2 separate regions of the Homo sapiens genome follow, and region 1 is linked to region 2. A link is a contact called in ENCODE Hi-C or POLR2A ChIA-PET data. All regions are on one chromosome and are shown on one strand. Each heading gives the region's core, a stretch centred on a gene start or an enhancer-like site at or near the end of the contact. The rest is flanking DNA. Distances are from core to core; before and after follow the strand shown.

The links. Hi-C counts contacts between places; a loop is a spot of excess contacts on that map. ChIA-PET counts read pairs that join two places held with the same protein, here RNA polymerase II (POLR2A). Pooled maps may share reads with other maps.
Region 1: a map of astrocyte of the cerebellum shows a loop between it and region 2 (4-fold over the local background). The contact joins the enhancer-like site here to the promoter of CCL8 in region 2. A Hi-C loop is called at or near these places in 3 of 168 maps with a recorded cell type or tissue (HCT116, astrocyte of the cerebellum and mammary epithelial cell) and 1 of 50 pooled maps. POLR2A ChIA-PET finds 5 or more read pairs at or near these places in 1 of 52 experiments (activated CD4-positive, alpha-beta T cell).

What each region holds. Positions count from the first base shown.
Region 1 is chr17:34,397,775-34,400,474 of GRCh38, forward strand. No RefSeq gene overlaps it. Among named protein-coding and RNA genes, the nearest start is that of CCL1, 36 kb to the left of the region's middle. Within about 2 kb of position 1,322, at least 3 of the 41 ENCODE cell types and tissues checked have a DNase peak (open chromatin) inside an H3K27ac peak, as active enhancers do.
Region 2 is chr17:34,318,056-34,320,755 of GRCh38, forward strand. CCL8 (C-C motif chemokine ligand 8) reads left to right here and starts at 1,380. Exons shown (of 3, transcript NM_005623.3): 1 at 1,380-1,522; 2 at 2,214-2,331. The coding sequence starts at 1,447.

The DNA of each region.
Region 1 (2,700 bases), core at 72-2,571, 80 kb after region 2:
ATTCATATCTGTAAACTAAACATAAAAATACCTGGTGTCTTAGCTAAGATACTTTGGGTTATGAGTAACAGAAACAGAAGCCGATTCAAGTTTTCACTTAGCACAGTGTTTAGCAAATAGTCGATGCACCATAAATAAGTGGTGAATGAATGAATGAGTGTCTTAAGAAAGTAGGAAAGGTATCAGAAGAATCCTGGGGCGTCATGTGGTATCTAAAAGAAACCTGGAAATCAAAGCTTCAGAAAGATCAGAAATCATAGGCAGCTCTGGTGATCTCAGCAGGAGTTTGTGACCAACGAGTACAGAGACCAGGATCACCAGTTCCTCCTGCCACACCTCTGCCCCAGCCCTGGCAATGCCGGAGAAGTAGCCTGGTGTTCACGTTTGTGCATATGACTGAGTGTCTTTGACAGGTTGAGTCCCCATAGAATGTGTTACATGAGATGCTAAAGAGATGGAAAATAGAGGTTGCTTTTCAGGTTCCATTTCCAGTCAAGATTCATAACAAGCACGGATGCTTAACCTGCCCCCCAAGATCAACTCCAGAGGAACACAAAGGAAGGGAAAACTGAAAACCAGGAGGAACCATGGGGGTGTGGTCCTATTTTGAATTGGACGGTAGGGCGGAAGGTGATGGTGTGGCCTGGGCAGGACGTATCCCAGCACAGCAGCAGAAGTGTAAAAGAGAGGGGGAAATATTAGGAATTCTGTTCTTTCTTCTCCCCAGTCACAGCCTTGGGAAAAACCTGTGGAGACTAAATCTTATGCCCTCATTATTGTCAGGAGTAAAATCAGAGCTGTACAGAAGTCCTGTGCTAAAGGGAGGCTGAGCAAAGCAGGCAGAGTGACTGACTTGGGCCGTTACTTCCTCTCCCGTCCTATCTGAACTTCTGGGGCTGTAAAATTACTGTCTAAAGAGTGGATCCTCTCTATGGGTGGCAAAGGGTTAAGATTGAGCTGAGAGGTGTCTTGGTAAGTGTTTTCTCATGCCAGGGGTTCCGCACCTTAAGGCTCACCTCTCCCTACTTCCTGAGTTCACTGGAATTGAAGTAGATAGAATCTGGCATCTCACCACCAACACTGCCAAAAGGAGTAACCAATACTCTCAGGGAAAAATGAGCTCACAAGTCAAAACAACAGGACAATTGAGGAGCACAAACATTTCAATAGAAAATAGTTATGTTTCTGGGCCCAGAGGCCAGGCTGGGTTGGGGACCAGGATCCCAACCCTGTGACAATGGGAGAAAAGGGGACTGGAACTGTTCCTGAGCAAATACCTCATGGCAAGTACCATGTGGGCTTCTCTGTACACCATCTTGCTTAATCTCACCTCTGTCCTTTGAGATAGGACTTGTCACTACCACGTCACAAGTCAGAAGCTGAGGCTCGGAGCAGTCACATGGCTTCTTAAAGGAGACCCAATTTACAAATAGCATGACAGATTTTAACCTAGACCTAAGCTCTGGAGTCAGACCATCTAGATTTAAGTCACTTCCTAACTGCATGAACTTGACCAAATCATTTAACTTCTCTGACCTCAACTTCCTCTTCTGCAAAACAGGGCTAAAAATTGTACCTAACTCATTGGATTGTTGTGAGGATGCAATGAATTTAGAATAGCTCCTGATAGTTATGTGGTACTCAGTAAACATTGGTTGTTATTTTAATTATTTCCAGCTGTGTACCTGTGCCTTTAACATTCAGCCTTTCTGGTAAAATGTAATAAATCTCCTCTCTTCTTGTTTAAGTAGCAACCAATTGGAATTGTTACACATTTGCTTCTTAAATAGAGTCCACCTACATGGTCTAGAAAGGAAGAAACAGGGTGAGTTCTGAGATCAAATCCTAATTTTTAACAGAGAGCTCAAAATGAGAGAGTATGTCCTGCTTTGGAAAAGAGATTTCTCTAAGCACCCAGAAAGGACACAGGTATTACCAGAGAAAGGATTCTGTTCCAAGATCTAAACTTATCCAGAAGGAATCAAAAGCAAAGGCTAAAATATTAAACATTAGGGAATGCTTCCTTAACTAATTAAACACCAATGCAACGGAATATTATGAAACTCTCAAAACTTATCTGTACACATAAGGCATTAAACACACTCACACACATACTTGTGAAACAGTTAAATGCAAAAAACACAGCACAAAACAGTGGGTAGACTATGATTCAGTTCTGGAAAAATACAGCTATCTGTGTAGACACAGAGAGAAAATTACAAGGGAAGTGTGCTAACATGCAGGGAATGGGGGTAACTTTTTTGAGACTTTCCTTGAAGTTATAGTCCTTTCAAAAGAAATGCAAAATATTGAGGAATAGAACTATGTTGTACATTTATGTTTTAAAAAACTCACACCAATGCAAATCTAATTTATTTTTCTTTTGCAGGAAGTTAATCTGAAACATATATGGTCTTATATTGATGTATTCTAACTATATAAAAATACACAAAGTCACCTACACACAAATCCACACCCATAGAAGCTTGCAGAAGGACAAGCGATTCATAAGCATCACTGGAATGGGAAGCTGTTTCCAATCAAAGACCCAGAAAGGATTGATGGGAGAGAGGACCTACGATGTGCCTAGAACTTTACAGCAAGTTTCCTATAGGAATTTCCATATTAACCCTTCAAAGTACTTAGCATTATCCCCATTTGCAGATGAGGAAGTGAGGCTCGGAGATGTGAAGTGACTTG
Region 2 (2,700 bases), core at 130-2,629:
AAGGATATGTAGCATATCATATGCTGCCACATAGATGAACCCTGAGATCCTTACGCTAAATGACATAAGCCAGTCACAAAAGAAAAATACTATATGATTTCACTCACATGAGGTAGTTAGAGCAGTCAAAATCAGAAACAGTAAGTAGAAATGGTGGTTGCCAGGGGCTTGGGGGAGGGGAAACTGGAGATCAATAGGTATAGAATTTCTGTTTACAGATGAAAAGAGTTATTGAGACTGTTGCACAACAGTGTGAATGTTCTTAATGCCACTAAACTATGCACTTAAAAATGGTTAAGATGGTATGTGCATTTTTACCACAATAAAAATAATAAATGAATAAAGAACAAAGGAAGTAATTAGCTATCAAACCACAACAAGGCACGGAGAAACCTTAAATGCATATTGCTTAGTGAAAGAAGCCAGTCTGAAAAGGCTGCCTACTATATGATTCCAACTATGCATATGATACTTGGGAAAAGACAAGCTCACAGAGATAGTAAAAAGATCAGTGGTAGCCAGAGATTTGTGGAGAGGAAAAAGGATGAATAGAAGAATACAGTGAATTCTTAGAGCAGGAAAACTTCTATATGATATTGTAATGATGGATAGATCAGGCCTGCAGGGGGAGTAGATGAGGTCAGTCTTTTGCAAACCTGGTTCCTTCTTGCCACGCCCCGCCCACAGCCCCACTGTGTGTGAACCAAGAGAGTTGGAAGGCCTTCTGCAGACGGACCCATTCCACCTGAATCTCCATGACATATTGGACTTCTCCATATAATTTCATTTGGAAAGAAACTTGAGCATCTAAATAAAATGTTTGGAAACCACCATGCTACAAGACCAGCATGTGCTGTCTAGTTCTTACCCTCTGCAACAGTAAGATTCTGGGGCATTAAGACTTAGTTCCAGGATTCTGTCATTCTGCCAACGTTCTGTGGCTGGGGTTCTAAAGGAGCTTGCCTGGCTTAGAACTGCAAGTGACTCTAGTGTGATGGAGAGCACCAGCAAAGCCTTAGGGCCCATCCCTGGCCTCCTGTTACCCACAGAGGGGTAGGCCCTTGGCTCTCTTCCACTATGACGTCAGCTTCCATTCTTCCTTTCTTATAGACAATTTTCCATTTCAAGGAAATCAGAGCCCTTAATAGTTCAGTGAGGTCACTTTGCTGAGCACAATCCCATACCCTTCAGCCTCTGCTCCACAGAGCCTAAGCAAAAGATAGAAACTCACAACTTCCTTGTTTTGTTATCTGGAAATTATCCCAGGATCTGGTGCTTACTCAGCATATTCAAGGAAGGTCTTACTTCATTCTTCCTTGATTGTGACCATGCCCAGGCTCTCTGCTCCCTATAAAAGGCAGGCAGAGCCACCGAGGAGCAGAGAGGTTGAGAACAACCCAGAAACCTTCACCTCTCATGCTGAAGCTCACACCCTTGCCCTCCAAGATGAAGGTTTCTGCAGCGCTTCTGTGCCTGCTGCTCATGGCAGCCACTTTCAGCCCTCAGGGACTTGCTCAGCCAGGTAAGACCTCTCCCTTTTTAAGGGGAGACCAAAAGAGGAATTAAGAAGAGCCATTATGTCACAGCTCATTAGGAACAAAACCAGAACTAAAGGCTCAGGTCACTGAGGCTGGTTCCCTTGATCTTTCCTGACCCCAGTTTTGGGAGGAGACAGTGGAGCCGCTACAGCAACAACCCTCCCATTGTTTGGGGAAATAATCCAGAACGAAGAACTGTTTCTCACTGTGGGTGTAAAGGACATTTCAGGCCGTAGTGGAGAGGGAGAAACTATTGCCTGAAGCTTCAAATTTTGGTTATGGTTCAGTGTACCTTCCAGAACAGTGGCTGTGTAAAGAGGATGAGGACCCAGAGGAATCTCAGCGTATGGCATAGGCTAACTCTAAAGCCCATGAGGATGAAAGACTGGGAAGCAAGGTATTGGAACTTATGTTCCCAGTGTCAGAAGTTTTGGGTTAGTAGACAAGGACTAGCTTGTTACTCAAAATGTTTCCAAACCCAGTCAACAATGACGGGCCGCAGAGTTCAATAGAGGAAAGAGACTCACAGGCAACATTTTATCTCTGGGATCTGGACTAAGACACTGAACTTGGGATGGTGACTTCTTGGTCTTCTCCTTCCTTCTCTTCTTTTCCTTACAAATGCACACTTACGGTGGGTCCTAAATGTCTCATTCTTTGCAAAATTTCTTTCAGATTCAGTTTCCATTCCAATCACCTGCTGCTTTAACGTGATCAATAGGAAAATTCCTATCCAGAGGCTGGAGAGCTACACAAGAATCACCAACATCCAATGTCCCAAGGAAGCTGTGATGTGAGTGGACAGTGCCTGGCACCCCCATTCAAAAGTTCTGATGGACAACATAGAGAAGTCAAGATTCATGTCCATATGAGTCGGATGCATATAACTTCTATCCAAAGGGCCCCTCTACCCCATAGAGAAACTCAGTCCATGAGAAGGAGTCCATAACTGCTCTAGGATTCCCTTCTAGGGGCTTGGTGAAACTAACCCAATATCTGTAGCCAGGACCCTGGAGGGTTTCACCTGGACAGCAAGAGCAGAGCTTCCTTCTGGAGCTTCTTCCTCCCACTCTTCCCCTCCCTCCTCTCCCGGGTCCGGGTCCTTCACCTAAGGACCAAGGGCTGATCAGTTCTAGGGACCAATGGCCCACAGTCCTGTGCA